Linked DNA regions of Mus musculus: all the other regions are linked to region 4. A link is a loop called in an ENCODE intact Hi-C map of the cell type or tissue named here. Cell type or tissue: left cerebral cortex. All regions are shown on one strand.

Region 1 (8,000 bases), 76 kb before region 4:
ACACACAAACACACACACACGCATGCACGCACGCACGCACGCACGCACGCACACACACATACACATACACCATCTCTCATCTTCTCACCCTGAAATATTTTGTAATTTTCTTCCCTAAATCTTTCAAGGTCCAATTCATCTACCACTTCTGAGTAACACCTTTCCTCACACAGCTCCAGCCCCGGCATTATTATCTTCTCTTCCACAGAACCTGTTCAACTATTTAGCACTTTCCTATATGGGATTATATTCCAGCTGGCTGTTTTCATTTCTCTCTCACTAAGTTTAAAAACATCATTATATCCATTTCAGGATCCCACCAAGAAAACACCAGCAGTCTCTTTGAGCACCCACAAAGAATCAAACACAAATGCTCTGCGATTGGAGGGTGGTGATGGCATACCACATGGCCATCATTACCACTTACAAACCCCCTAAGGTCAATCAGACACATGCTGCTTATGTAAACCAATTACTGACATTGGCACCTCAGAAACTGGAGAACTTTTTGTGTCCTGAACATCTTTCAGAGGAATTGCTTATAGTCTAAAAATGCTCAAAACTGTTCCTTGCATAATTACTGAGAGGCAGCGATCCTACAATTTTACTCCATGACTTTGCTCAAGTTTTTGCTCTTATCTGAGAGACCAAGCATATCATAAGTTCAAGGTCTCCATTCTCTTCCATTCAGAATGTATTCAAACTACACTTTAATTTTGACACCCTTCCCTAACTGCTTTTACACACACACACACACACACACACACACACACACACACACACACACACACACACCTGTACTTTCTGCAAAGTCCATCAATTCTTGGCAATGTTCAATCTAAACAAAAATATGCTACTGTTCCAAATCTGTGTCTTCCTGGTCAAGAGCAAAGGGAAAGTTCTTAAAGTGAATATGAAAAAAAAAGAAGGTAACAGAAATACTAACATAAACTCATGGCCTCCTGAGTTTGGTGGGCTTTCCTCAGTTAAGTTAAAGGGCTGCGAGTATCAGAACAGAACTTCCTGAAGATCTTCTAACATTACCACTCAAACCTGTGGGGCAGTTCTGAGGTATATTCGGGTTTGAAGACACACAACTTTGTTGTCCCAAATGCAAATTAGAAGCAAGCCCAGAGCTGTCTGTAGATGCTTCAAGTGTGCATATGTTTAATATGGCCATATATCATCCATTAGAATAACTATACTTAATACATATAAACCCATCTGTAAGTTAGTTCTTTCAAGGATCATGAGAATTGTTCATGAATATGAATGTCTACTAGTGCAAAAAATAATTTTGGCAGTGCCCCACAATGTGATATATATCTATAGAGGAAAACTTAACACTTATCAGAAAAAAATGCATATTTTATTTGGTTTTGAGATGTATTCTGTTTATTGACAGAATATATATTCATAAGTATTCAAGTACATCACAGAAACAATATGGTCGAAAGTAACCTTAAACAAAATGTCCACACTGGCACATAGTTGCAAAGAACTCACTGATGGTTCCTGAAAATGACCATGAAATATCAGAAGCAAGCGCTACTTAGCATACAGTAAACAAAGCAGAACATATCAGAAGTCTGGTAAATCAGATAACACACAACTTTATTCTTTTGGTAACACATGAAATACAGAATTTAAAAAGGCAACAACTTCAAATTTATTTTCACTATGTGTGATGGATGGATAATTTAACAATGCCACCAAACTCTTTCGCATACGCATTAAGAAGACTGTTCCAGCATCAATCTGTAAGTCCTTCTCAGAAGACCCTCACTCACTGTGACTTTGCATGTAGGTTAGCCTTTTCTCATCTACAAAGATATATTACCTACCTTCTAGGACAGCTGGGAGGGTAAAACTCCATAAAAGGCACTTGGAACAATGAGTGCTGTACAGTAAATGCAATGTTATTCTTCTTATCCTGTATTTGTGGCTCAAATAAATTGTTTGATACTTTTTAATGGGTACAGAGCTATGTAACCTCTAAACTCTCCTTTATCAAATCCCTTGCTACCCTAAAACTCCTTCATTTTTTAACATTAATCTTAGGAAATTGGTAACTCCATTCCCAGCTATGCTAATGAAACACCACCCCCACTAAGTGTTCAGTGGAACCGGGAAGAGATGACCTGAAAATGGAGATGGAGGCTTCTCTCCGTGGCAGGCAATCTTGAAGACAGTCCTGGTAATCCCCATCTCAGGGCTTTCTTGCCGTGTAATCCTCTCCCCTTTGAACTGGTCTAGATTTACCGACTCTCTCCAATAAAACAGGGCAGTGGCATATCACTTCCAGGATTAGGTCTCAAAAATGACAGAGGTGACAGAATGCTCTCTTGCTTTTGACAGGAATCAGCTATTTTATGAAGAGAGCCACATGGGATATAGGGCTAGACTTAAGTTTGGAAGTAGATACTCCCTAAACAGGGTCCTGAGAAGTTGCAACCCTGGCCCCCACCTTGTCTTGTGTTAGTGAATCCGGCTAAACTGCACCTAGAGATACTGATCCACAGACAGATGATAAATGCTCCCCCCTGCAGCCACCAAATCCGGGTGAACTTGTCAGGTAGTGAAATTATAAACAGCTCATGGGCTCTTCAGGAAACGGTTTGACTGTTCCATTACAGAACCATTCTGAAAACACGGCTGATTATTATGAGAAATTATTGATCACTTTATCTGGCTGTAAAAACCAAACCAAACCAGGGACTTGTTTCTAGACTCAGATATGTGAAAAGTATGCCCTAGCTTAATCTGTGTGAAACCTGTCTTTCATTTTCACAGGAAGAGGGGTGCTTTCAGTTGCATTCCCTTTTATGAGTTCCCCTCTAAATTTTCTGCATGGCTGGTTCCTTAATATTCAGGTTCTAACTAATACACCTCCAAGGTAGCCTTTCCTGACCTTCTGAGGAATCTACTCATTACCACTCCAACCACATTCTCCCTTAGTGCCTCCGTAACTCACCACTACTTAAAATGTAGTTTATTTAATAACCCGTTGTGTCGTCTCTAAACACAGTAGAACGCTCCATGCTATTTGTTAACTACTGTCAATCTTTTTTTGTCTGTGACACTGTAAGGGCACGACAGGTGATACAGGTAACAACGATCCGGGCAAAGTGGACAGTGGTTAAATTTCATCGGCTGAGCAGCTCGAGAACACAGAGACCAAGATCCAGAACCGGAAAGAGAACTGGTTCTGGAATTCAGAACCGTGCACGGAGCTCCAGCGAGGGGACGCGGGGCCGGGACACCGAGGCGGCGGCACCCGGAGGCAGGGGGGCGGGGAGGAGGGCGGCCTGCGAGTACTTTACCCGAGTCTCCCCCAGGCAGCGAGCGGGGCAGCGTGAGGGTGAACACGGCAGCCACGGAGGCGAACACGGCCACGCTGCCGCGGAGGGCCCCGGAGCGCCACGGCCCCGCTCCGGCTGCCGGGCTCCCGCCGTCGCCATGGAGACCCATGGGCCCGGACGCGCGCAGCTCGCGGACCGTGACCCCTCGCAGCGGTGCGGACCTTCCCTGGCCGAGAGGCGCGCACAGCCCGCGCCGGCTTCCGGTCTAGCAGGGCCGAGCGCACCATACCTTCGCCCGCCAGGTCGGGGAGGAGGAGATGGCGGGCGCACTCCGGCACGGCTTAGGAGTCTTCTGGGGGTCACTGCGCGTGGTACTGTGTCTGCGTCAGTGTGCTTTGAAGTAACGAATCACAAGGGAGCATAATTCCCAACGACATCAATCATGGGCCAGGCCTACTCGCACTATGCAGTCTCTCTCCCCCTTTCCGCACTGACTTGGTCCGTTCCAAAAGAGACGGAAGTGGCGTGGATAACGGTGAGCCAGAAAGCGCTGCTCTGCCCCCTGTGGCGTGGGGTGGAACTGCATAAGAGAGCCCCCTAGAAACCCAACAAGGAAGGGTTCCAACCATGTAGTAAGCCACAAATACATTAATTGCTATTATATTTTTCAGTGGACTCATTGATCGCGGCTATGTATTTATAGAGCCTTGCCTCATTAAAATTAATGTAAATCCATATGCTAATTATTAATTCACTAATTTTAAGATATTAAAATGTGCTAATTAGCCTTTTTTTAACATGAGAACTCAGTAGGTGAGTTGAAATACTTGAGTTAACAAAATTAACTCTTCATGATAAGAGTGTCTCCTACTTAAATGAAGAAGAATGATTTTTGTTTTTTTGTTTTTTTTGCTCTAAAAGTGGAAAATGAAATCAAGAGCCCACATAAATAATGCAAATGGAATGTAGAAAGAGATGGGAGCTACTAGACAATACACAGCACACTGCTGAGAATTGAATCTAGGGCCTCATGCAGGCTAGGCTAGTAAACATTTTAAGCTTGCAGTTTGCATTATTTTAGCAATTATTCAGTCTGGGAAGGGAGCGGGCAACCTCCTTAGAATCTGTGTCAGAATACACGGGAAATGGGCAACATTCACAAATGTGCTATTTGCAGTCTGACAGGAACACTGTGTCCAGGCTGTGAAGTTGATAGGCAGTAATTGTGCCCACCTATCTTAGTCTTTTCCTGGTGTTTATAAAATGCTTTATCATCTGAGCTCCTGGGACACAGGGGTTGGGCAGTGTACTTTCCTTATTGCATGAGAAAACACTATGACCAGTGAAACTTATAGAAGAAGCAGTTTATTTGGGAGAGATTTTCATGGCTGGGAGACATGGTAGCAAGTTCTCCATTGACGTCCATTGAGGAAAATGCTTTTCTTGGTAGCAAGAGATCATGAGAAATACACCTTTCAACTAGACAGCTTGTCCAGGATTATCTTGTATGTATGTGTGTTCATATGTGACAATGTGTGTGTGTGGTGGGGAGGGGAGTTGTCCAAGTCTGTACATGTAGAGACCAGAGGTCAATTTTGGATGTCTTCAACTATAGCTGCCCACCTTGGGTTTTTTTGTTGTTGTTGTTGTTAGTGGTGGTGGTGTTTTTGTTTTTTGTTTTTGACTTGGTTTTGTTTCATTTGGGTTCTTTGTTTTGTTTGTTTGTTTGTTTGTTTGTTTTTTGATAAATTGATTAGCTGGAGCCCATAGAATCCAACTGTCTCCCAGCCAGTTCTGGAGTTACAGGTGCCAACAGCATGACTTGATTTTCTACGAGTTCTGGAGATCCAAACACAGTACCTCACTTTTGCCTAGTGTACTGGCTAGTTTTGTGTCAACTTGACACAGCTGGAGTTATCACAGAAAAAGGAGCTTCAGTTGAGGAAATGCCTCCATGAGATCCAACTGTAAGGCATTTTCTCAATTAGTGATCAAGGGGGAAAGGCCCCTTGTGGGTGGGACCATCTCTGGGCTGGTAGTCTTGGATTCTACAAGAGAGCAGGCTGAGCAAGCCAGGGGAAGCAAGCCAGTAAGGAACATCCCTCCATGGCCTCTGCATCAGCTCCAGCTTTCTGACCTGCTTGAGTTCCAGTCCTGACTTCCTTGGTGATAAACAGCAGTATGGAAATGTAAGCTGAATAAACCCTTTCCTCCCCAACTTGCTTCTTGGTCATGATGTTTGTGCAGGAATAGAAACCCTGACTAAGACACCTAGCAAGCAGCTTGCCCACTGACTCCCCTTCCCAGACTCAGGGTCTAAGTCACTATTGCATTGCCAGGAAGACACACTGTGACCAAGGCAACTCTTACAAAAAAAGGCATTTATTTAGGAGCTTGCTAGTGGTTTCAAAGAGTTTGTCATTTATTATCGTGTTGGGGAGCATGGTTGCACGCAAGCAGGCACTGGAGAAGTGGCTGAGAGTTTTGCATTCTTATCCACAGGCAGGCAGAGAGAGTGAGCCGCTGGACCTGATATGGGCTTTTGAAACCTCACACAGAGCCCATTCCCAGTGGAACACCTCCCCCATCAAGGACACACCTCCCCCAGCAAGGACACACCTCCCCCAGCAAGGACACACCTCCTCCAGCAAGGACACACCTCCCCTAGCAAGGACACACCCCCTCCAGCAAGGACACACCTCCCCCAGAAAGGACACACCTCCTCCACCAAGGACACACCTCCTAATACTTCAAGCAATTCACCAATAGGGAATCAAGCATTCAAAAATTTGAATTATGTAGACCATTCTCATTCAAACCACCACATTCAAGGTTCTCCTACAATGAGTAAGTGGAGAATACACGCTGGGAGCTAACTACACCATGCCCTTCATAATTAGATTTGATGACCTGTGCAGTTTTGAACCTTGGATGGTTAAAAGTTCAGTTTCGGGCTGGTGTGATGGCTCAGTGGGTAAGAGCACCCGACTGCTCTTCCGAAGGTCTGAAGTTCAAATCCCAGCAACCACATGGTGGCTCACAACCATCTGTAACAAGATCTGACGCCCTCTTCTGGAGTGTCTGAAGACAGCTACAGTGTACTTACATATGATAAATAAATAAATCTTTAAAAAAAAAAAAAGTTCAGTTTCAGTAGTGGTAGATATGAAAACCAGGTGCCAGTGAGTTAAGAAATAGCTGATTGACAATAGAATGTATTTGTAAGAAGTGTAAAGAAGTGTGCCAGACAAGGTTCATTTTGTTTTCTCTTGTAGTTTAAAGGAGTATCTGAAAAAGATGAGTATATTAGGGATGGAGCCAAGGGAAACAGAAGAGGGTTGAAGTTAGAGAGAGAAGAGGACTAGAGAACACTTTGGCTTGCACACGACAGATGAGCTTGATTCTGGGGTAGACTATAAGATACAGAAGGAATATTATTGTTCATGTTCTACAACATCTCACTGTCCTTGAAGGTACGACAATAAAAACTACAAAACAGAGAAGTGTGCAAATCAGAGGACATACATACTGTGAGGTTTTTTGTTTTTTTTTTTCAAGTCATTATCCAATGAGACTCTGGGAGTTGACTAAACAGGTGTAGAACACACAGGCAAGGACGTCACGAAATGCAGGCTAGACTTGGGTTTGAGTTAAAAACTTGCTGTTCAACTGAAATGATAGGGAATGTTGGGAAAGCCAAGTTGTCATATCCAATAGCCATCATAGAGACCATGGAACATGAGTTAGAAACAACATCAGGTTGGTGGGAAAATCACTTCAAAGCAACTATCCTTTATTCAAAATGCTTAGGGCTGGGGATTCTGGAGAGGTGCCTCAGCAGTCAGGAGCACTCACCACTGCCATAGAGGACCTGAGGTGGATGTCCAGTGCCCACACCAGGCAGTTCTCAACTGCCTCTAAGTCCAGCTCCAGGAAGCTTTCTCACTGCCCTCCATGGACGCCCACACTCCTGGCACTTGAATAAACTATTAAAACCCAAGGGAGTTTCTGATGCTTATTCCTGTTGACTGTCCCTCTTCCCACTAGGTCTCTCTTGCTCCCTGTCTAGCTGGGAGGGGTGGAAATGCCTCTCCTGTTTTCCTGTGGCATCTACTGGCACCACATTGTGGGTGAAGCAAGTGGCTCTCTTTTTGTGAGATGGTAATAAAAATTCTGGCCCTCTAGGCCCCTCTGATTCCATCTGTCAGGGAGGTAGAGAGACACTCCATTACTGCTGTGTAGAGACAGACGTCTAGGAAGTGTTCTCCAGTGATGCCATTGAAACTAAGAGCATCATTTATTACCTACTTTGGTACCATCCTGGTGGTTATATTGGGGCCCCTGGAGATGACAAAGGTCTAAGTTGATACCCCACTCAGTCCTTGTCACAGCTTTTGCTGTGATTTAGGTCACAGTAAAACCATGTGTCTTTTTTTTTCTTCTTCTTTACTTTCTTGATTCATTTGTTAAATGGAGTTAAACAGAGTAGCCTTCTGTTGGTTCGTACTTCTTGTTTGCTTGCTTTTATCTATGTCCGTTGGGATCTGTGAGTTGCCAGCCCCTCTAGCAATCAATCAGGGAAAAATAAGGCCAAAACCAAACCAAACAACAGCACCAGCAACAACATCAACAACCACAACACCTCCCTAGGCTCCCACTACTGTGCCATTCATCCAAGAGTAAAGCCATCCAGTCTGC
Region 2 (8,000 bases), 52 kb before region 4:
CCCTAACGGAGACACAGGCAAGTGATACTTCACTTCGTGGAAGAATTTAAAGTCACACCACCCTTTCCTGTTGAAGCAGATGAATCTTCTGCGCTTGCCCAGCTCCCCACCACTTCTCTGGGGGACTATGCGCTGGCTGAGGAGATCAGTGGTGAGCAATTTTTCTGCTTTGAGTTCAAGATGTTAACTTGCTAATTTTAAGTCAGCCATAGTAACAAGCAAGCTTTTCCATCCCAACAGCTGTGTGTTTAGCAGCATGCTGTTGGCCTTACTCATCTCTCACCAACCAACGTAATGCCTGTGCTCTTTTAAAACATCAACAGACTACATCCAACCTAGGAATGATTCCCTGCCTGCCAGAAGCACTCATGCAACTGATTTCATTCATTTGGCACCAGGGAGGGCAAACAGATCATGGTTAAAATGTCAATTTAGTGTCAGGCTCTTAACCTACCGCCATTTAACCTGTAAGGAAGGAGTATTGCAGACGGCAAGCTTCATGAAAGCAAGTGCGGGAACTATACTTCCACGTCATTATGGTTTTCACTAGGGAGGAAACCACTGGAGATGCTGCTGTCAAGGCTCAAGAAGTGAGACAGTCAGAGAGACTTAGGATAAAAGCTGCATTCCATTGAATGAAAACACAAGAGAGATGGGTTTTAATAAGTAAAAGTTTACTTTCAAAAAGAATTAAGAGGAAACACATCGTCTACAGTCTGCACTCTGCATTCACAGGCCCCACATCCTTAGAGTCAATCAACTATGAACTAAAAATATATATTAACGAGGAAACCTTCCACCTGCATTACAAAGGCAGTTTCTTCTTGTCTTTATTCTCTAGTGACACAAAATAACCATTTACATTGCCTCTACAATGCATGAGGCACAGTTTATTATTTAAGGTATATGGGTGGTGCACATCTGCTGAATACACTGCCATTTTATAGAAGAAATTTGAGCACCCAAGGATTTTGCTGTGTGTGTCTGTGGGAATGAGATGCTCAGGTGATGGGGGGGGGGGAGGGTGTGTGTCCTGGAACAAGTTCTCAGAACATAGCAAGGTGGGATTGATAATATGGATTGTCAATTCAGTTTGTAGTCTTGAGTCATGATGGAAGCACACCTTTGGGTGTGTCAATGAAGTCATTTCTACTGAGCTGGAAGAACTACTCAGAAGTGAGGGGTACTATGTCACGGGCTGGAGCCATCAACTGACTAAAACAGACAACTGTACCGGCATTCATAGCTCTCTGCCTCCTGACTGCAGATATCTGCTGCCTCAGACCCAAGCCATCAACTTCCCCACCACAATGGACTGAGCCTTTCACACAGCATACCACACAACCCTTCAAGTCGATTCTGCTGGCATCTGATCACAGCAGCAGGAGAAGCAACCAGTACTCAAGGACAGTCACAGATGCTCCCAGGTTGCTTTTAACTGCCTGGGAGCTGAACTACATACAGCATTGCTCAGTTGTGAACTCGGCCGGCCGGGCCGCAGATGCCCTCAGCACCTCAGCATGTCACTAGCAAAGTATGAGAAGCAGAGCTAGCCTCAGGCCCCCCTGTTGTGTGACACACCATTCACTTAGCCTTTCTCAAATGGTTATTGCGGCTTTTCCTCTGCTACTAAATGAAAAGGTGACCTAAGTCTTAATTAGCATTCCCTACCTAGTGTCACATACAGTGATGCCTTCTAGTAAAAGGTTGGGGGATAAAGAACTAAAGCTCCATATGTAATAGCCAGTAATGGGCACACATGTTTGTAAATGTTTGTTTTAATACTAATGTCAGATTATTTAGGACCTAATCCTTCCTGTTGATTGGACTGAGCATACATGGGGGGATAAAGATTTCTATCCCTACATTAACACATTTTATGAATTTCAAAGCCACTCCCCCCAACCCCACTAAAACACAAGGTCATGAACTAATAGAATCCTCATTTTCTGAGTGTTTTGGTAATCTGCAGAGGAGCCCTATAGACGTACTAGGTAAACAAGTCGCCTGAATTCTTATGAAATGCATCAGACCAGTGAGTGCGCTCCTCGGAGCATCTGCAGGAAATGGAACAGAAGCAAATGCTAAGAAGCACTCTGCTCCAAGCCACTTATGTAACCGTGCTGCCACAGATTAAAATTAAGCTATTCGAGGCCACCCCAAGCCCCCAAAGAGACTAAAAGGAAAGAGACTTAGATCTTTTCATGCCTTCTCCCCACCCCAGAGGATTACAGCGTCAACCTTATAATCATTAGTAGCTGCAATCCTGCTTGATCTTCTGCCCCTGTTCCACCGTTCAGTCTATCTCCCCTTCCCTCTACCACACGAGTTTTTGTTATGCATCTGTTTTTCAGACCAGTGAATCACCATTTCATGGATTAAAAATCAAAAAAAAAAAAAGTTCAGGAGTCTGGAGAAGATTTCTTAGAGGGTAAAAGCCCTTGCTAAGCCTTACTGAGTTCAGATCCAGCACCCATATAAAAAGCCACGCATGGTGGCAAGTGCCTATAACCCCGCCCGTTGGGAAGCCAAGTAGGGGAGGCAGGACAATCTCTGAAGCTTGCTGAAAAACCCAAGGTCTCCAGACGGGGTGAGAGATCCTATTCAAGTGATGTCCTCCTGTGGTGTCCAGCACAGACAGACATGCACACACACACACACACACAGACACACACACAGAGGCACACACAGAGGCACACACATTAAAGTCCAGAGTGGAGTAAAATCATCACTTTAGCTTTCAAAAAGTCCTCCGATCAGCTGTCTTTTGTGCTCAGTTACTGTGGCTTCCTACCCACACCGAAAGAAGCTCCTATCTCCCCCCTCATCTTCAGGGCTTTGCTGCTCTCTGGCAGCAGAATGGCCCACTTACACTTCCTTAGAGGCTGCCTGACTGGGGTGCATTAGCCTCAGAGAACTGTGCTCAGTGGGGGTTTCCTGTCACTTTCCATCATCTGTCCTTTGCTATCTGTGACTCACAGCCCTGGGACAACAGACAGCCCTTCCCCCAAGAAAGTCAAAGCCTGCGGTCTCTGTCCCGGTGTGACGTGACCGCTCTGAATCACAGCCTCCTGGACCCTGCACGCCCTTCCTTCCCATCTGAAGTGAGAAAGGCTGCTGCAGCCTGGTCCCAGAGCTGGGACAAGGGGACTTCACACTTCAGAAGCCCCAAGTCAGTTGTATGTGTCCAGGCAGGAACTTTAAATAGTAGAGTTTCCCTTTTCAGGGTGGATGGGGGGGGGCGGGGAAAGTCTGTAATGTCAAATTCTTTCTCGAAGTGGAGATCGACTATGTGCTCCATCATTTTATTTCTTCGTCTCCCATCCACCCTGCTCCTCCTGCTCTCTCCTTCATGCTCTCCTCCCCCCACCTGCACCCCCCACTGTCCTTCCTGCTCCTCCCTCCCGTCGTCTCCATTCTACCCTCTTCCCCCCCTTTCCTCTCTAGCCCTTCCTTGCCATCCCCCACCGTTGCCATTCTGGGCTTCCTGTCCTCCTTTCCCTCACACCCTCTCTTCCCCTTTTTATTCCTTACACTCCCACTGCCGGGAGTGTTCCTCTGTTCCTGTTAAATCATCTGCATTCATCTTTGTCATATTCAAAACCATCCTCCACACAGCCTCCTAAGGAGTCTTTCCATAGAAACATTGTTATGTTATTCCATTCCTTAGGAGTCTTCACTATTTAAGTCCTAACGTGACTTAAGGGATCAAGCGCCTTCCTTGTCCGCTGGGAAAGCAGAGTATGGTGGGCAGCTAGCTCGTGTTATTCCTTCCTGAGCATGAGCCACGTGCACAGACTAGGAAGAGGTACCTTCGCTCCTCGACCAGATTAGAAAAGAGCAAAAAACCGAAGAGGCTCTGCATACAGAAATGACTAGGCTAGCCCCTTTCTCTAACAAAACAAAATAAACAACAACAACAACAACAACAAAACTCGAAACTGTACTCTTGGCCTAGCTAGCCTGGCCTTCATCCCCTTAGCTTCTCGATTACAATTACTGAATTTCCAACTATAAAATCATTCCTGTTCTTGATTGTTCTTATCCAGAAGGAACTACTCCTTTAAACCTCCCCAGGATCTCCCAACAACAGCCCTGGCCTTGCCCTCCAGCTCCCTGCCACCAAACTACTCTGAACACCAAACTGCCTTTCACTGGTTCGTCCAGCAGTAAGCTGAATACATTTATCTACCCAGCTTAGGAGTGCTTATCAATGGTATTGGCCTATTCTCTTCAATGTACTTCTATCTCTCACAATGCATGCTCTGGTCATACACAGTAAAACTATGGTGCACGCCTTTAATCCCAGCACTAGGGAGGCAGAGGCAGGCAGATTTCTCAGTTTGAGGCCAGCCTGGTCTACAGAGTGAGTTCCAGGACAGCCAGGGCTATACAGAGAAACTCTGTCTCAGAAAACCAAAAAACCAAAATCAAAACCAAACCAACCAACCAAACAAACAAAAAAGACTTCAGAGCGTGTTCATGTTGTCTTAGTGCAGTCTCCTGTGCCTTGTATTAGCTCCAGCTGGAGCCTGTGCACAAAGCTTCCTCCTATTCTTCCATAAGCGTCCCTAAGCCCCAGCCACTGTTTGGCTATGGGTGTCTGTATCAGTTTGGGTCATCTGCTGGGTAGGGTCTCTCAGAGGACAACATGCTCCTATCTGCAAGCATAACAGAGTATCATTAATGATGTCAGGGATTGGTGCTTGCCCATGGGATGGGTCTCAAGTTGGGTCAGTTATTGGTTGGGCATTCCCTCAGTTTATGCTCCATCCCCCTTGCCTGCATTTCTTGTAGTCAGGATAAATTTTGGGTTGAAAGTTTTGTGGGTGGGTTGGTGTCTTCTATTGCTCCACTGGGATTCCTGTCTGGCTACAAGAGGTGGCCTCTTCAGGTCCCATAGCCCCGATGTAGTGATTCATAGCTAAGGTCACCCCCATTGATTCTTGGGTGCCTCCCTTATTCCAGGCCTCTGTCTTATCCTGGAGATGCCCTGCCTGCACCATCTCACCCTGATCACTTGAATATTTCCATTCATTTTCATGGCCATCTAGCCATCTCTGCTAGTCAAAGGACACTGTCAATAAGACACATCAGCAGCCCACAGATTTGGAAAGGATCTTCACCAACCCTACATTTGACAGAGTGCTAACATCCAAAATTTATAAAGAACTCAATAAGGTAGACACCAACCACCCCAATAACCCAATTAAAAATGGGGTACAGAACCAACCAGAAAATTCTCAACAGAGGAGTCTCAAATGGCTTCTGAGAAGCCTTAAAGAACTGTTCAAAGTCCTTAGTCATCAGGGAAATACAAATCAAAATTACCCTGAGATTACCACCTTACACCCATCAGAATGGCTAAGGTCAAAAGTTCAAGAGACAGCAGATGCTGGCGAGGATGTGGAGCAAGGGGAACCCTCCTCCATTGCTGGTGGGAGTGCAAACTTGTACAACCACTTTGGAAATCATTTTGACGTTTTCTCAGAAAACTAGGAGTAGTTCTACCTCAACATTTTTTTTTAAATTGGACCTTTCTAGATAAGCTGTTCTCCACCTAGACTCATCTAAGGAATTTAAAACATGTCTGTGCTTCTTCTCAGCCCCAACCCCTTAAATTTTGCACAGGGCTTGGGCACTGGCAATTTTCAAAAGTTTTCATAGTAAAAGACAAACATTGGTGATCTAGGTCCAGGAAGGATTCTATGTGCTTTAAAAGCACAAAGTAATTCACAGCACTAAAAATGAGCAATAGATAGACAGAAAAGCTACTTCAATAAATGATGACTGAAAACTGAACACATTTTATGAAGCCCCTTAGTCTGTCTGTGTAAGCACCGAACCTTCCCAAATGCAAAGGGAACACATGCTCAGAGTCACAGTAAAATTGAGGCTGTAGAGTTTAAAACATTAAACAATTTGGAAATGTATCTTGTGTGCATAGGTCAGAGAATATTGAAATGAAATGGGGCCAGAAGCTAATAGATGGAAATATTTCTACCTGAACATCTCTCCAGGAGGCAAAGTAGAGATTACAACCAGTTTGTCTACACAAGTGACAGGCGTACCAAGCACACCGCCATTGCCAGGGCGATCGGCTCTAGTTCCTGTGAAGGTGAGAGTAATATCGGGCTCATTAATTGTCTACATTTCCGATATGATAAGACTTCAGTGGATGGTGTTAATTAAACAACAAAACAACTCCTCTTGTGGTGGTGTGCATTCCAAGTTAGAGCAATTAATTCACTCACTTAAACTGATCAAGATTTAATTACCATCACTCTGTGCAATTACTCCATAATTAAAGTAATTTGGTTCCTTCCACTTGCTGACAGTGTCACTGAACAGCCATTCACAGCACCAAAAGAAGTGATAATTAACTTAAAGAATAGCTCAGGGCTGTTTTACGCACACAGGCTCGCTGCTGATTATTCCTAAAGACCCCAGAATGAAGTTAAGCATGGAAAGAAGAATCCTGGGATCGTTTTAAAGTGATGATGATGATGATGATGATGATGATGATGATGATAATAATAATAAATAAACAACACCTTAAGGCTTGCCCCTTCTCCCCAAAATAAGGTCCCTAGAAGCTTACACACTTCTTAGAAATTTAAATGATGGTGGCTGCCGTCACTATAACCTAACCATAAATTAGTGTCATGTGCAAAACAAACAACTTGAAAAAAATTAAGCACTTAAATATTGGTTAGGGCTAATTACTGTGGGAGATTAGAGTCTACTTGGCAGTTGGTAGGAGTGGTACAAAATATACTGGTACAGAAAGAACACTCGGGATCTTTGGGAAAGGACAGGAAAAGATGTCTAAGGATTGCATCTCTGTGGGGCTGGAGAGATGGCTCAGCAGTTAAGAGTGTTTGCTGTTCTTCTAGAGGACGAGAGTTCAGCTCCTATCACGCACATCAGGTGGCTCACAACCTGACACCTTCTTCTAGGCTCTGCAAGCACTCACGCACAGACTCGCAGAATCGCCATAAATAAAATTAAAAGCAACGTTTTTTTTTAAAAGTAAAGTATCACGATGTTGGAAAAGAAACCTTGGAACACACAGACAGACACACACACACACACACACACACAAGAGAGGGGGCGGGGAGGGAGAGGAGGGGAGGGAGAGGGAGAGATCAGCTGCCTGTATTTACTGTGGGATTTGTTTTGAGTGGCTACCTGAAAAAGTAAGTTTTTTTCTCAAGCAGAAAAAGGTGGACGAGCACTTTAGGGATGTCGGAATTGCGACAGCATTATGGAGAACTGCTCAATCCCAGGGGCGGCTAAGCTCCTATACTCCTGGGCCCAGATCAAGGGTGTGAAGAGCCAGGCTGGAGCCTAGCCCGTGCACAAGGTACATTCAGAGGTGAATTATACTCTGAGGGGCAGGGAACTGGGGGATAGCTAGGTCTGAGTAAAGTCCAGAGGCCCTCCAGAGAGTGGGCTAAATGAAACCAATACAGAGGTGCTGACAGCTTTCTCGGGATTCAGGGTTAACTGAGGACATGCGTGACTGTCCTACATGGAGAGAAGCATTCTAACCGGCAGGGCCTTCCATTGCCCTCCATGTAGAGCATTACTCCCCGGTCCTGGCCTGAGAGTTTGGGAGGCAACTAGAGGAATCAGATCCTTTGCCTTTTCTGAATATTATTCAGATGCAACTCTCTTTGTTGTTATTGTTGTTGTTGTCGGTGTCTACAGACAAGGAGCAAAGCTAGGGCTTTGCACGTGTTAAGCAAAAGGCTCTGCCACTGAGCTACATACCTAACCCTGAAATGTCGGCCCATGGAAATGTGCACAATGCAAAGGGTCAGGCTGCCCTTCTGATGCAGCTGCTCTGAGCAGTGCACACTAAGACTATTCCTGGGAACGGAGTCCTGCCCAGTGTTCTCATTACACTGGTAATAAAGCTGAAGTGTCTAAACAGCATCAAGTGTCTTTGGAGAATAAGCAGCTGAGATCACAGGTCTTGCTGGTGCTGGAGCTGA
Region 3 (8,000 bases), 750 kb before region 4:
GGAATTTAATACCAATTGAGGATGGCCTTGAGTGTCTGATCCTGCGGCCATCACTTCCCCAGTGCTGTGGTTACAGCCACCTGTCACAGTGCCCTGTTTACACAGTGCTAGGATCAACCGCAGGGTCTCAAGCATGCTTGGTAAGCTCTTTACTGCTGAGCTACATCCCTAGGTCTTATCAGGCACTCCATGTTTCCTAGTTATGAGGGCATTTTTCCCCACCAAAAAATGACAGAACGGGAAAGAAGGGAGGAAGAAACAGACAGACAGACAGAGACACTGAGAAAGAGACGGGGGGGGGGGGCACACGGGTGTGGAGAAAGGGGCGGGGGAGCGAGCGAGCAGGAGACAGACAGAATTTAAACACCAGACTTGATTATCCATGATCTAAAGCTTGGCATCTTCTCATGGCTTCACATCTTTGCTCTTTCTAAAGTGGCTGGGGATATTGAACTAGCAAAGTGGAGGAACACCAGCTGGTCGAGGCCAGAAGCCACAGGACAGAAAACAACTATGCCCTGCGCTACATAAAAACATGATTCTGCCCACAATGGGTAGAGCACTTGCCTGACATGCGGGAGGATTCCTTTCCCAGCACTGGAAGCGTCTGCCAGGCCCATCTCTTTGCCGCCTGTGTTGAGGCAGTAGCAGTTAGCCACTACTGCAAGCTTTGCGCCTGCGTGGTCTAGTCATGCCATTTCCATCGTTTGGTTTCACTACTTTCATTCTGCCTGGCCAAGATGTCTTTGGATTTCTTCTGTTTACCATACATGGGGCTTCTTGACTGTATGTGCACATCTTACAATGTGGGCATTCCTCATACATTATACAATAAAAGGTCTGCACCAATCTTCCCCCACCTCCTTCTTCAGGACTCCAATAACGTGCACTGAGCTCAGCAAGCACCTGGAGCTGTTCTTCCAACAGGATCATTCTACTAATGCTTATTCAAGTTTGTCAACTCTTTTCTCCGCCATCTTAATCGTGCTATTGATCTATTTCAATAATTTTTCCCCAGTTTGAGACAGGGTCTTGCTAGGTAATCCAAGTTAGCCTTGAGCTCAACCCTCCCGTCCCAGCCCCCTTAGCGCTGGTATTACAGGTTCACTTAACTTTGTTTTGTTTTTGAGACAGTCTCATGTAGCCCAGGTTGACTTCAAACTTACTATATAGCCTGTGGTGACCTGGAATTCCTCTACTTCCAGAGTGCTAGGATTACAGAACGAACCACTGTATTTTGCTGGTGTTTTTAACAGCTCTATTTCTCTGCTGAGAACATTGGGTTCCTTCCAGGAATCTTTATACTTACTTCATGAACATTGTCACTAAAATGTGCTTGAAGCCATTTTGTTATATCTTGGGGGTTGACATTAGTTAACATCCTTTCTTTCTTTCTTTCTTTCTTTCTTTCTTTCTTTCTTTCTTTCTTTCTTTTTCTTAGAACTGTTTAGATTTTTCAAGGTCCTTCCTATGTCAAGTTATTTTTATTTTTCTATTGAAACTCCTAAATATTACTTATTTGGGTCTCCAAATCCTCTGGTGCATGTTGGTTTTCTCATATCAGCCTTTATAGGCACAGAACACAGTTTTGTCTGGTTCTCTTTGACCACATTCTCAATGTCACTTCCATTCTCAAAGTCTTCAATCTACTGGTTTTCTCCTCTTCCCCCTCCCCCTCCCCCTTTGCATCCTCTTCTTCATATAATTCTTCGTATGTAACTTGGAGGCAATCCCCTACTTTATATCCATTCACTCACAAAATTAGATTTACCCTCGAAAACCATGTCCAAGATTCCCTAAATACTCTACTGCTTCCAAAAACCTGACTCCTCTGGCTTTAAAATAAAAAAAAAAACCTCCAACCTTGTATGCTAATGAAGCATTGGAGAGGCTCTGGATTTCATTTCCAGTGCTGAAAGAAGAGCTGAGAAGGGAGAGATCATCATGAAGAGACTCTGCACACTCTTCCTTCTGGAGACCTTCTGCCTAATGTGACAGTGCTGACCCACGACTGACTTCCAGAATGGATGGGGAAAAAGAGTGGGAGGAGAAAGAAGCGGAGTAGGAGAAGACAGAAGAGGGGGAGGAGGCAGAAGCGGAGTGGGAGGAGACAGACGAGGGGGAGGAGACAGAAGTGGGGGAGATAGAAGGTGGGGAGGAGAGAACAAAAGCCAGCTGTGACTATCTCACCAATAATCCCAGCACACAGGAGGCTTGAGGCAAGAGGATGGCTATGAGTTTGAGGTCAGTGTGGCCTCTACAGTGAGTTCGAGAAGGTTCTCCCACACTCTCCTGCTTTACTGGTTTTTCATTCTCGGCCCCTGTCCTAAAAGGTTCTGTTCTCTGCATCTGCTGACAGGTCCTCTAGCTTGGTTCACCGTTCATTGAAATCTGGAAGACCAAGAAGCAAAAATTCAAAAGTCAAAACGACCACAAAAGGCCGGAAAAATGACTCCCAGCATTGAGCTGCCTATCCCACAAGAAGCGGGTGAGTTCAAAGAACCCAGAATCACAGTCTGCCTTCCTAGGCACTACCTTTGTGCTTTCGATTCAGTCTGTATTTCTTCTCCAAACTGCCTAATTTAGTTTTCCTATCTTGAATTCCCGGGTAGCTGGGTCTTACATTGTGTACAGAGATTGTATTTGTACAAAGTAGCAGCCAAGGTTTAACATACAGTGTGATTACCTGTATGCAAAAATATATGTAGTTACATATAGTACGTTTTTAAAAGACTGTAAAACCCAAATTATCACCATGATTACTGTGGACTATCGGGATAATAGTTTCCTCCTGTTTTCTATTTACTAAATGTTTTGTAGCACACCCTCCTCGGCTGCTTCCAAATCTCTGATTAGCTGAGTCCTTTCTGAAGGAGCATGCAGTTTCCAACCACTGGAAACCATTAAACCCGGTCAGAGCTGCTTTCAGCTGCAAGAAACGGAAATCGCCAAGGCGGTGCCTCAAACAATAATGAAGGATATTTTCTCACATAATAAAAAACGACCCTGGGAAAGTCACGGCAGGGCTGGCTGACTTTATATCATGGCCTGCTACCCTTCGGCTGTGCTTTGGCTGCCGTCCTTCCAGTTAGAACTTCCAGACACCACAACATCTAGTGGCTGAAAACAGCTTTCTTTGTACTCTTTGTTTAATGTTACCTGGCTGGAGTATGTTTTCTTTTCTGCTGTGTGATACGCGGTGTTCATTCTGAAAGTCATCCCTGGACCACCCACGATGAGGCCATATTGATGTGCCTCTCAATCACCTGGAAGCCACTAGCAGATTCCTCTTAGACATACACCACAGCACACACACACACACACACACACACACACACACACACACACACACACACACACACATGCCTAAGCCAAGCAGAAGGAAGGAAGGAAGGAAGGAAGGAAGGAAGGAAGGAAGGAAGGAAGGAAGGAAGGAAGGAAGGAAGGAAGGAAGGAAGGAGGCCATGGAAACAGCTTATGTTTATGTTACAAAGTTGAGCTAACCTCTTCTAAAGAACATGGCTTCCAGTAATAGGGCACATTGCTGATTGACATCAGAATTCTTAGGAAGAAGAGAGACACAGCAAAGGCAGGAACCCACAGATGTTTGTGGAGGATGGCCAACTGTGCTCCCTTGGTACAGAAAGCAAGCTGTCCAGGTCCCCGACTCCCTCAGGTGTAAATGTTTATCTGTGACAGTCTCCATGTGGTGTCATTTCTCTCCAGGTGCTATAACCAATGTGGATTTCCTGGGATGAGAGAGGTGAGGGAGGAGTCAGAATGCTCACCCCAAAACTATTTATTGCTCCCACTTATTCAATCCCTCCTGTGTCACTCAAACCAAAACTATTTGCATGCAAAAGCATTAAAATGATGCATTTTCCAGCAAAAACATTGCTGTTCCTCACTAGGGTTGACTAAGAAGAGTGTGACAGAGAAACAAGCCACACTTCAGGGTTTAGAATATTTTGTTTAGTTACTCATATGCTTTTTTTGTGGCCTACATCTTTTTTGAGAGTGGAAATAAAGCATGCAGGAAAGGAAAAACAAAATGAAACAAGCCCAAACAGATGGAGGGGACAGTGGTGAGTGGGAGAAGCAGGAGAGGGCATGTATGTGGCAGAGGAGAGGAGCTCTATGTTTGTATCACTACTGTGCTGCTATGGTAACACGGCAAAACTGGGCCCCTCGAACTCTAGGAATTTACTATAAATGAAGGGCCAAATATGTGTAAGCCAGATGATAAGAGGAATCTATTGTGAACCAAAGGGACAGTCTGTTTAGACCATCAACTGAAACGTTGTCACCACCTCTGTAAGACTTCCTGTCATCCACTAAAGAAAACTCCAGAGATGTAATTTTGAAAATTCTTCCCACAAATTGATAGTAGATGAAAACTTCACAATTATGAAGTTCATGGTCCACAAACAAAACAGCAGCAGAAGCAACACACACACACACTCAAAAGGACAAAGCAGCCAATGAAAAAGCTGCCCGATCCTGTCTATCAACTCTTTGAAGCAGCTCTTCAGTCTTGCTTTTGCTGAGGCAGCTTATTAGATTCCAGATGTCAGCATTGACTTCAGTTAACTCTGTTCCAAGTAAGATTACCAGGGAGAAAAAGCTCAGATTATTTTGTTACACTCCGTTAAGCACCTAGAGCCATTCTTGATACATTGTAGCTATCCAACACAAAGGCAAAATCCTAGGGATTGTGAGTGACATTATCCTTTATTAACTTGTCCATTGTGGTTGTTGTTCAACTACTACAGGTGTGGGATTCAGGTGGATGGCAGGCAGGGTTAGCCTTCTACCAGGGACTCACAAGGAAACTTTTTATTCTTTCTTATGTCTTTCACAGGGAAAAAAATATATATATATATAGCATAAAGTTTATGGAACATGATTGTATTAGTCAGGGTTTTACTGCTGTGAACAGACACCATGACCAAGGCAAGTCTTAGAAAAAAAGCATTTAATTGGGGCTGATTTACAGGTTCAGAGGTTTAGTCCATTATCATCAAGGTGGGAGCATGGCAGCATCTAGGCTGTCATGGCGCAGGCAGAGCTGAGAGTTCTATGACTTCATCCAAAGACTGCCTAGTGGAAGACTGATTTCCAGGCAACTAGGGTGAGGGTCTTGAGCCCACACCCACAGTGACACACCTACTCCAACCAGGTCACACCTATTCCAACAAGGCCACACCTCCAAATGGTGCCGCTCCCTGGTCTAAGAATATACAAACCATCATCACATTCTACTCCCTGGCCCCCATAGACTTGTTCAGACACATGAGTCTATGGGGAACCATACTTAAACACAGCATAATGCAAAATGCAACATTTTCTTTCAGTGTATTTCCTTATTAGTGTGCTTTCTGCTCAGAGATATTTATGAACACTTAGCAAGTTAGCTTGACCTGGGCTTCTTTTAGTAGTGGATATCAGCCAATTTATTAGCTATTTAATTTTTTTGGATTATTGCATCTAAAATACAACTTGGCTTTTATATGGATTTTAAGTGTTTTAATGGACAACCTGTTTATCAAAATCTTCACCTTTTATAAGTTCCAAAGTATTAATATCTTTTCTTGTGAGGGTGAAGAGTGTTTGTGCACTTAAACAGTAACAACTGAAGTCATAAACCTGCACTTGGTGGGGAGCTAATTAGCGCAGAGAAAGAGATTTTCATCTTATGTAAGCTTCAAGGCTGCAAGGTTTCATTGTGAGCCACAGCTTGCCTGTCAGCCTCATGCGTGTAAGACATGTGAATATGTGTATTTAAAGCTATGAATATCATCATGTATGATTGTTGTATGAAGCACCCTCTGCAGTACCTTGTTTGTTAACAGAAGTCTGATCTAGATAATTGCATAACCAGGTATCGTTTCCTTATGTCATGCATCTATCGTGTATTTACACTGACTAAAGAGATACTCCAAGTTCAATTCCCAGTCTTCCCCCCCCCACCCCCCGCCCCCTGCCAACCCAGGCAGGCGCTGTAGTACACTCCTGTAATCCTAGCACCTTAGATATGGATGCAGGAGGATCAGAAGGTCAAAGCCATCCTCAGGTACCTAGCAAGTTTGCCAACAGTCCAGCCTCAAAAGGTAAATAAAATAAAATATCAAAGCTGAATCAATGCATTGCACGCTTATAGTAAAGAATATTAAAACTGCCAGGCGGTGAAGCTGGCTTTTATAATGACACAGAGGAAAGGAATGTTTCCATCACTGCATCCTTGAGCTCCCTGGTTGGTGTCTAGCAGCGATCTAAAAGTTCTTATGGATTCCCTTTCCTGGATCCACACCACCAATCCTTTTCTGCTTGTCCAGGCAGCCTCGAAATCCCAGTAGGGGGCGCTGTTGTCTAACACAAAGTCCGTTGTTTTGTTTTGCTTTTTAATTTAATTATTTTTTATTGAATTCTTTCTAAGCTTTACCCTTTCCCAAGATTTAATCTGTTTAAATGGATAGTGGTTATTTGCTCTTAAGTTCACTACGAATTTCATCTCACATTTAATACACTGAAGTGCTATATTATTTTTTTTTTCTGCTCTGATTAACATAACTTTCCTCAAAATGTATTCTGACTAGGAAGCAATCTTTTTCAGGAACATGAATAATAATTTCATTGTTTTAAAAACAAGGACATATTTGATAATTTTGAAAAATATGAAGTGAATTTTGATGAGGTTGGTTCTGGAATTAATCTGGGACTTTTAGAGAAATTGAATATATAAATTCTGCCTGGAAAATTTATTTATTTTCCTTTTTAGCTGGGAGAGATGCATTCTATTTGCATTTTCGAGCCTGAATAATTTTAATTCCATATTTATTGACAAGGCTAAGAGGAACTTTTACTTTGTTTCTCCTGATTACTTATACAGTTAATTCTTTTCAGTTACCACGTGAGCCATGAACCATATTATATTCCTTGCTAATACATTTTGGCAAAAGTATTAGTATTTAATGTATTTACATGAAAAGACAATACATTAATGTAATAACTTTCTCAACTGCGTACATCATTGCCACAAAGCAATCACCTTTATTTTAATACAAGCAAAATTCATTAAATATTTCTCAGTTAGCTGAGCAACTTTTCCAAATGAACTAGCAAAGAAAAGCATTGCCTGTTTTGCTTGTGGCAGCTGAGCTGCCTGCTGCAGAGGAGAGAAATGCAAAGAAGGGTTTAACCTTTATAGATGAGATGCTGACTCCTTGGGGATTGGGTGGAGTCCTGATACACTCAATCTCTCTTTGGTTCATTCCTAAGGAGTGTTAGATTGCCAGGCAAAAACCTGTAAAACAAGGATTTGTGTGCAAGACTTTCTAGTGTTACAAGTAGAATTTGGAAGCCCCACTGAATGACTCCTTTGAATTACAAACTTAATTTAAACATAATAATATTTTATTTTTCCTCCCTCACTAAAATTTTTACATCCCATCATAAATTTAAGACCACATGAGTTGAGTTGAGTCCCATATTTTTATGTACAGATTAAATGTATTTTTTTGAGAAAAAAAGATAAAATTAACTTTGAGTTCATATTTATATAGCATAAATATCATGTGAGTTTAACTTCTTTTTGAGTTCTACTATTAGCCAATACTAAAGGTACAAATATATTTTTAAGATTAAAAATGACAGTGCCTGTTTGCACACTGAAAGACTTGATCTTCTTAATAATAGACTAAAACTGTTAATTATTTTACATATGTTGATGGGGTCCCTGATACTAAGGTGTTTAATATCACTGACTCTGTCTCTTGGAATATGTGTTTAACATTTTAGGTAGCTTATGTATGGTTACCTACTATTTCTAAGAGTATTGTGGTGTATGTGTGTGTAATATATATTAGGTATGCAATATATTATATATACATACATACATATATATGTAACTCTAAATGTATTTTACAACATTCTTTTATTCTACAGTTATTTTAAAGATAGTTTACATTGTAGCGAGGATATTTGAGACCAGGTCTGTTTCA
Region 4 (8,000 bases):
TTCTGGCAAGAAGGCTGTGCTAAGCTCTCCCTAGTGTATGAGCATTTCATCATGTCTTGGTCTTCTGGTCAGACAGATGCATGGATGCTCTTAAAGCTCTTGTCTTTGTTTCTTTGTGTTATCATCTATGAAGTCACCATGTCACATAAAACTGACCTCACACCAATGTTTCACGCACACCTGCCTCACGGGCATCTTGGCCATGTGCTTTGTCATGGTAAAGAAAAACTTTTCTCTCCTGCCAAGACCAAGTGGTCTACTTGGTCCACTCTCTGAGATCACATGCATTAGATTTCAAAGTTGCCAATTTACTTCAATATAAAAATGATTGTGGGTGCAGAAACTGACAAGCTAATTCTAAAGTTCATATGGAAATACAAGGAACTCAGCAGAGACAAGATAATCTCTAATAAGAAGACCATGGGCTGGAGAGATGGCTCTGGGGCTAAGAACTCTGCTGTTCTTGCCTAGGACCTAAATTAAGTTCCCAGCACCCACATCAGGCAGCTCACAACTGCCTGTGATCTCAGATCCAGGGGATCAAGTGTCCTCCTGCGGCCTCTACAGGTACCCAACAAACTCACAAATAAAAATAAAAAAGTAAGAACACAGTTAGACAATGTAGACTTCCCAACGGCAAATTGATCACAGAGCTTTGGTAATTAAATGGAGACTGTGGTGCAGGTGTGAGCACAGGCTTATAGATCGTGGCGGTCAGTTTTATATGCCACCCTGGCGAGACTTCTGATATTGTCAGACACTAACCTAAGCGGTGTTATGGATTTGTTTTGTAGATGTCATTAAAGTGTATGACCAATTGAATTAAAGCAAAGACGAGCACCATAGGCTATCGGAGGGCTTGAATCAGTCATCCGAAGGGAGACTCAAAGCTCCCTTGAAGAGGAAGAAATTCTTCCTGTTAACAGTAGCTTGACATCTGCGTTAGGGCTGTCGTCTGTCCTTCCAGACAATTTTGACTTTACTACAATTTTGCAAGCCAATCCCGTTTATATATGTTAATTCTCCCCCCTCCTTACTCCCCTTCTCTCTGTGTGTGATTTCTCCCTTAGGTCTGTTTTCTGACTAAGACAAGACTAATAGAATGGCACCAAGAACAGAGCCTGCGAGCAGATCATCATATTCTTACATCTGTGACCTCCAGCTGATTTCTGACAGGTATACGAGGAAAGACTGTTTTCAACATGACATAAATATGCCAAAGACTGGGGTTGTACCTCTGCTGCACACTGACATACAGAAGTCAATCAGAGGGATCAGGACACGCATGTAAAAGCTAAAACTATACAGTCTGAAGAGAAAACACGGAGGTAACTGTGGCCTTGGGTTGAGCAATGGTTCCTTATATAGGAAGCTAAAGTATAAGTCACAGATAGGACATGGTAGTTCATGGGGTGGGGGAGGCTTCCCCCAGAGAATGGGAGAGCATATTTTCAATCTATTATCTATCTTCCAATAGAGCTTTATCGTCCACACCATGTAAAAGGTGGCTATAAGCCAAGCACTTCTCTGAAAGCTGTACTCTCTAGCACCAACACTGCATGTTCTCTGTGCTCGGTCCAGCACCACCTACAGTGTGTAGCCCAGCTCTGCAGTTCTCACCGGCTTCATTCACAGCTGTTAATCCACATTATGTGCCAGGCTCCATGCTCACTCTTGTGGTGAACAAAGACAAAACCCAAACAGCTACAGAGCAGCATGATGTGTGCCAGAGTGGACTTGTCTGTGAGAACAGGGGTGGCCCAACAGACATGCCCGCGACATGGAGCTGGCCAAGAATGGCTTAGTGAGGATCACTTTAGTCAAAGCTTAAGGCTAGGCAGGAATCTATGATTCTCTCTGTCACTGTCTCTGTCTCTCTCTGTCTCTCTTTGTCAATCTCTGTCTCTCTCTGTCAATCTCTGTCTCTCTCTGTCTCTGTCTCTCTCTGTCTCTCTGTCTCTGTCTCTGTCTCTCTCTCTCGTGTGTGTGTGTGTGTGTGTGTGTGTGTGTGTGTGTGTGTGTGTAGGAGAACTTGACTCAGAAGAAGCTAGGGACAGGCGTCCAGGTGTCACATCTGCAGAGTGCTGGAGCTGGTGCCATTTCCATTGTAAGCCAGCTGAGAATCACTAGTTCCAGGGCTCCCAAGAAACAGCAGAGGGTTGAAGCAGATACTGTTAAGAGCTCCCTTCCTTGGACTGAATGGAAACCTGTTCTGTTATAGTTTGTAACAAACAGACTGCACTTGGCAATGAGTCCTGGCCTTTCTATCCATCATGATGATTCTCTTGCTGTTAAGCAGACATTTTCTGAGTGTCCCTTAAAGCTAACAGTGGCCGAATGGTCTTTAGCAGGAAGGTTTCTCCTCTACTGATGAAAGAGAGAAGTGGCTGGCACTGGCTTCCCCTTTCCTCCTGTCTCTTGACCTTGAACATGATTTTCTAGAAATACCACAAAATAAACAACTGAACAAAACAACATGAAACACTGAGAGCCAATATGGTAAGAAGGCAGGACAGAAAAGATAGAACTTTTCTGGTGTCTTCGGTACATCACAGAGCACATGTCAAAAACACAAAACACACTCATGGAGAACTTCCCTCCATGCAATAACTTGAGTTATATCTGAAGCTGTCCTAGCAGGCATGGCTGTATGGCACAGAACACTTCCAGCCAAACGCAGAGCAGGGGCTTCTCTTCTCGTCCTCAGAACTCATTCGTCCTCAGCCGTTCTCAATCTACTACACACATTTCATCCGAACTCCTGGAAAATCCCACACCACAAGAGTCAGCATGTCATTCTACAGAATGAAACAAATGAGCAAACAAACGAACTTGAATAACACCATTAAATAAGAAACTTACTTAAAGTATCTCCATTGGTTATTCTGGAATAAACTGTCTCCTGGACTTATCCCTAGTGGCTGTTTTGAAAACCTAAGGCCTTTATTATTTTCTGAAAGCATTAAAAAAAAAAAGATATCTGCCCTGTTAGTGATTAAAATCAACTTGAGTTGGGAGGCACGTATGAAAGGACAGATTTAGTCATTCTAATTAGGTGATTGGTTGCCCTCTAGTGGTAGGAAATGGTAATAGTGTTGTTATGCCAATGTGGGTTGATTTGATTGTGTTCATGCAATTGTTTATTGAACAGCTTATTCTATGCCATGTATAGTCCTAGGCTCTGCAATGGCACCACCAAGGAAAATAAGCCAGGATCCTAACTCCAATAGAGTAGGCTGAAAATCAAATATGAGAGATCTCAGAAAGCAATTATTAAAATTGAACACAGTCGTGGACCAGGGCTAAGATGACATTCGCTGTTGTGCTGTGTGCAGTGTTGTCCCTGATCAGGTGACATTTAACCCGAGAGCTGGAGGCTAACATTCCAGACCAAAGAAGGAGGCTGAGTAAGAATCTCCAAGTAGGCGTGGGTTTGGGGTATCTGATTAGCACAATGTTCAGAGTGGCTGGGGCTCTCCATTGAAGGTGGAAAGGCCAGGGGATGGTTTTATCCATAGCCTCAGAACATCAAAGTAGATTGAATAAAATTGGACAAGGAAAACACACAGATTGACTGACATTCTTTAAAGCTTACTCTGGGTACCAAGTGGAAAAGAAGCGGTATGGGAAGGGAGCGGAGATGGGTTTACTATAGCAATTCTGCGTTGGAAATGGTGGCAGCTTGATCCAGCACAGCACAGGTAGCCGTAGAGAAAGCTGACACACATGGATATATTCTGGAGGTGAACAACAAGATCTGCTGAATGCTTGGATGTTGATGATAAAGGGAAAGAAGGACTCAAGAATAAAGCTCAAAATTTCAAAACGCTTTATTTTTGCTTTATGTGTTATGAGTGTATGCGTGTATGTATGCACACTGCATGTGTTCAAGGAGGCCAGAGGATGGCGTCGGATCCTCTGGGGCTGCAGTTACAGGTGGTTATGAGCCACCATGTGGATGCTGGGAACCAGAGGAGATGGAAGCCATTTCTCCAGCCCTCAATGCTCAATTTTTAATTATTCACTGAATGGAAGGAAATGGGGGAGATTGACTGAGGTGGGTAAGGCTGGCTGAGAGTAGGTTTGGGAAACAGATCAGGTCATGGCCTTCAAGGTTAGGACACAAGATACAGAATAACTTTTTGAAGAATAGGTTATGTAGTAACAATGGGCAAATAAAAAGAAACACGCTTGTTGCAAGAGAGAAAAGACAGACATGGAACTCACCACAAGGAATTAGAAAGACAGAGTTCCAGAGTATAGCATGAGAAAGTCAGCCAGGAAAAAGAAGTTAGTGTCTAAGAAGCAAGGGTGTTGGAACTATCTTTGAATTGTTCTTTTTCTAATTCTGTCTTGTGGGGACTCGCACCAAACATTGTAAAGTGTCGTGGGACACTAGTGTTAAAGTGGTCTAATCCCTTTCTTTCACAAACAAAATAGGGGACACCTCAGAGACAAGGGGGCAGAACTACCCCAGCAAGTATGAAAGGAAATACAGGGGGGGGGGTCTGCTCTGAGGGGCACCGAATCCTTATATCAGTTCTTTGAACCGTTTTGTGAAGTTTCTATTTTCCAGTCCCCAGACCCCCCCCTCCCCAAATCCTAAGGTTCTAAGAGACCAAATATCCTACAATTGGCCCCTGGCAGAGGCAGAATAGAAGGCTTAGGTTCCAGGGCTCTGGAATCCATGGAAATTGTGGGAAGAGTTTGGAGGCATGAAGAGGACAATGAAATTGATCCAGGGAACGCCTTTTAAAGAGAAATTTGTCTTCTTCTTTTTTTTTCTACCCAGACATTAGGTGCAAAGCAAATATCAATGCTTCTGAGAAGAAGAGGGCGCAGCCTTGTAGATTTGAAGGAGACTTGGGGCTGAGGATGGTGGCGTGGGATCAGTGACAATGACGGTGGGGTTTATGTAGCTACCTTTTAGAAAGTGCTTCCTGTGGTCCAGTGTTTCAACCACACTCCATGCTTGCAACCAACTTGCATCCTGTTACTGGACCCGTTTTCTGTGACTAAGACATGAATAGGGCAAGTGACTTGCCCAAGGTCATTTAGTGACAGCAGAGATGTGCACACAAGTCTTTCTGTCTTCCCTTAAAGTCCTCCGTTCTTCGGTTCCACGCTCTGGGTTACCAGGGCAATGGCCCCAGTCTTGGATCTCCTCATTTGCATTGTTAAGGACACAGGACTATAGCTGGAGCAAATGTCGTTAAATATCATATATAGTTGAGCAACCTGTACATATAAAACTTTAGCTAATGTGCTATGGTATTAAGACAGTGGGGGGGGGAAAGGGTAGGGAAATGGGGCCAGCAGAGGGTCTGACTGTGAAACTGGAAGATCTGAGGACACTGCTGCATCAGGAAAGACCCTCTTCCAGTAGACAGTGGGGATCCTCACAGCCTTCGAGAAGGTTCTTGGGTAATATCCCACTTTTGGCTATCAGAAATGAACACAGAAAGCAAATGAAGTCTAGGCATTTTTCTGAAAAGAAACCTATGGAAAGCATGAACCACAAGATTGTAAAACAGGTCCTGTGGCTAACACAGGACCTGATGATGATTCAGAGGGTCCCAGGCTGACTGGCAGTAACTCCGTCTTTTGAGAATGAAATTACATGGTGTTAGAACGTGTGAGACGGAGAACTAAGTTCGTGTCTGGGTACACCATGCTGTGCTGCGTGCGCTCTGCAGTCTTGTTGCTTTTTGCTGAAGCCACAGCCTATTAGAGATACCTCAAACCCAGACAGTCAGTAGTGTCTACCCAGACTAGTGAATATGCAAAACTCTTCAAACCCTGCACATGGAAGAGGTTCCCACCACCCTGTGATGATCAGATACAAAGATATTTTTAGTCTAACTATACATTCTCCTTTGTGAAGAGACAGTATCTGAAGCCTGGAATTTCTCCTTGCCCTAGATAGTTTCCTTGCTTGTCCAAACAACAGCATGCTTTTGTTTGTCTAGATGATGTTTGGACAGTATTTTTTAAATCAGTCCAAATTGGCCATTGACGTTTGTCTTGGGGGGGGGGGCAGAAGTGTGATTGTTATTATAGGACCAGAATGATATAATATCGTGGCATCGGAGCAACCAAACGAACATCTGTGGTTTACAATAAGAGCTATCTGTGCACCAGGAAGAAACGGTTGTGATGGTATTTTTGGGTCACACCATCTCACTTAAAATAGAGTGTTGTCTTTTTAAGGAGTTCCAGTTTCAAGTCCTTGTTTCTTTAGTTATTTACTGCTATAAGCCTTTACTGTTGTTGTGCCGGTGAAAATAATTGAGCCAGTAGAGGGCGCTAACGCAGCACAGATGGGAATTCCGGATGTACCTCCCCAAGTATTCTCGGAGGCTTAAGTAACATTTTCCCAGGGACTTCGGGGATGCAGTGGGAATGAAACATTGCCAACAAGAATCCTGACAGGTCTAGTGGCCCAATGCCCATAATCCTGGCCACTCTGAAGGCTGAGGCAGGAGGATTGCCAAGGTTGAGGTCAACTTGGGCTGGAGATCAGATTCAGGGTTGTTCTGGGCATCTTAGTGAGACGCTGTCTCAAGACAAAACAAACCACTGTTGTCTTGTGTCAATTACATTAGTATCTAAATATTTTATTCAGGCAGACATTATGAATGGAGGAAAATCTGTGTGCCGTAACTGTCATCCAGGTTCTCACTACCTACCCTGTGCTCTGTTTTCACTTGGCACAGTGGCGGTGCTTACATCCTGGAGGTAACCAACAGCTACCTAGTTAGACTTATGGCTCAGTGAGGGAGTTCACACCTGGTACTGTCAACCTAGCCAGCTGCCAACTGCTGCTAAGGCCATAGACCCTAAGAGCCAGCTACTGCTGCTTCCCTCGGGCAGTATAACTTCTGTGTCCTAAGCACTTACCCTTACACCCACACCTAAGTGTATCTCTCACTTCTGTGAAAGACACGCCTTTTTGCAACAGATAGAAACCATTACAGAAAGTCACAGCTGGTCAAAGTACAGAGAGTAATTGTCTGTGGGGTGAGCAGCCCCAGTGTGGATACATCTACAGCACGAGCGCTACAGCTAAGACTCAGGAAATGCCCTAGTAGAGGGAACAGAAAGATTTTAAAAGCCAGGGGACCAGAGCATCGACTGTTAGATAGCATCTCCTTTAAAAAAAGATACAAAGTTGGGATATATATATATATATATATATATATATATATATATATATATATATATATATATATATATACACACACATATATATAGTGATGGCTTTGAGTGATGACTCAATCACGTGGGTAGGATCAGTACCTTTATAGAAGGGCTTGAGAGACTGAATATTTTCCATCCAATTCCTCTCATTATGTGAAGACACAGCCAACCAGGAACCGCCTTGAGTGTAAAGCCTAATTCTTCAGAAAAATTGGGACTTTCTGAAACCTTGATCTCAGACCTCTTGCTCCCCAGAGCTGTAAGTAATGAATTTCTCTTCTTTATAAATTACCAGTTTAAGGTACTTTATTATAGTAGCATACAAGGAAAGGGGCAATAGTCTTTTTTTTTTTAGGTATTTTCCTCATTTACATTTTCAATGCTATCCCAAAAGTCCCCATACCCACCCCCCCCAATCCCCTACCCACCCACTCCCCCTTTTTGGCCCTGGCGTTCCCCTGTACTGGGGCATATAAAGTTTGCAAGTCCAATGGGCCTCTCTTTCCAGTGATGGCCGACTAGGCCATCTTTTGATACATATGCAGCTAGAGACAAGAGCTCCGGGGTACTGGTTAGTTCATATTGTTGTTCCACCTATAGGGTTGCAGTTCCCTTTAGCTCCTTGGGTAATTTCTCTAGCTCCTCCATTGGGGGCCGTGTGACCCATCCAATAGCTGACTGTGATCATCCACTTCTCTGTTTGCTAGGCCCCAGCATAGTCTCACAAGAGACAGCTATATCTGGGTCCTTTCAGCAAAATCTTGCTAGTGTATGCAATGGTGTCAGCGTTTGGAAGCTGA

Evidence for each region. Peaks named below come from ENCODE experiments on the same cell type or tissue, not always from the same donor. Only the 100,000 strongest peaks of a DNase experiment are listed, where the experiment ranks them.
Region 1: it touches region 4 in a loop (6-fold over the local background); 12 of 42 quality-filtered maps call a loop at or near these places.
Region 2: it touches region 4 in a loop (2.3-fold over the local background); 7 of 42 quality-filtered maps call a loop at or near these places.
Region 3: a loop joins it to region 4, with 9 times the contacts of the local background. A loop is called at or near these places in 24 of 42 quality-filtered maps.

The regions. Positions count from the first base shown.
Region 1 is chr14:48,441,927-48,449,926 of GRCm38, reverse strand. Tmem260 (transmembrane protein 260) reads right to left here and starts at 3,575. Exons shown (of 16, transcript NM_172600.4): 1 at 3,324-3,575. The coding sequence starts at 3,471. In left cerebral cortex, a CTCF peak has its summit at 3,872; DNase peaks (open chromatin) are centred at 3,595 and 3,787; H3K4me3 peaks cover 1,713 bases; H3K27ac peaks cover 1,229 bases.
Region 2 is chr14:48,417,181-48,425,180 of GRCm38, reverse strand. No RefSeq gene overlaps it. Among named protein-coding and RNA genes, the nearest start is that of Tmem260, 25 kb to the left of the region's middle. In left cerebral cortex, no CTCF peak of the experiment used is centred here; DNase peaks (open chromatin) are centred at 224, 2,088, 2,920 and 3,551; H3K27ac peaks cover 2,078 bases.
Region 3 is chr14:49,116,910-49,124,909 of GRCm38, reverse strand. No RefSeq gene overlaps it. Among named protein-coding and RNA genes, the nearest start is that of Naa30, 51 kb to the left of the region's middle. RefSeq lists an enhancer at 2,277-3,770. In left cerebral cortex, a CTCF peak has its summit at 6,356 (motif pointing right); DNase peaks (open chromatin) are centred at 4,084 and 6,344.
Region 4 is chr14:48,365,593-48,373,592 of GRCm38, reverse strand. No RefSeq gene overlaps it. Among named protein-coding and RNA genes, the nearest start is that of Tmem260, 77 kb to the left of the region's middle. In left cerebral cortex, CTCF peaks have their summits at 1,608, 3,078 (motif pointing left) and 6,300 (motif pointing right); DNase peaks (open chromatin) are centred at 3,073, 6,304, 6,746, 6,962 and 2 more places.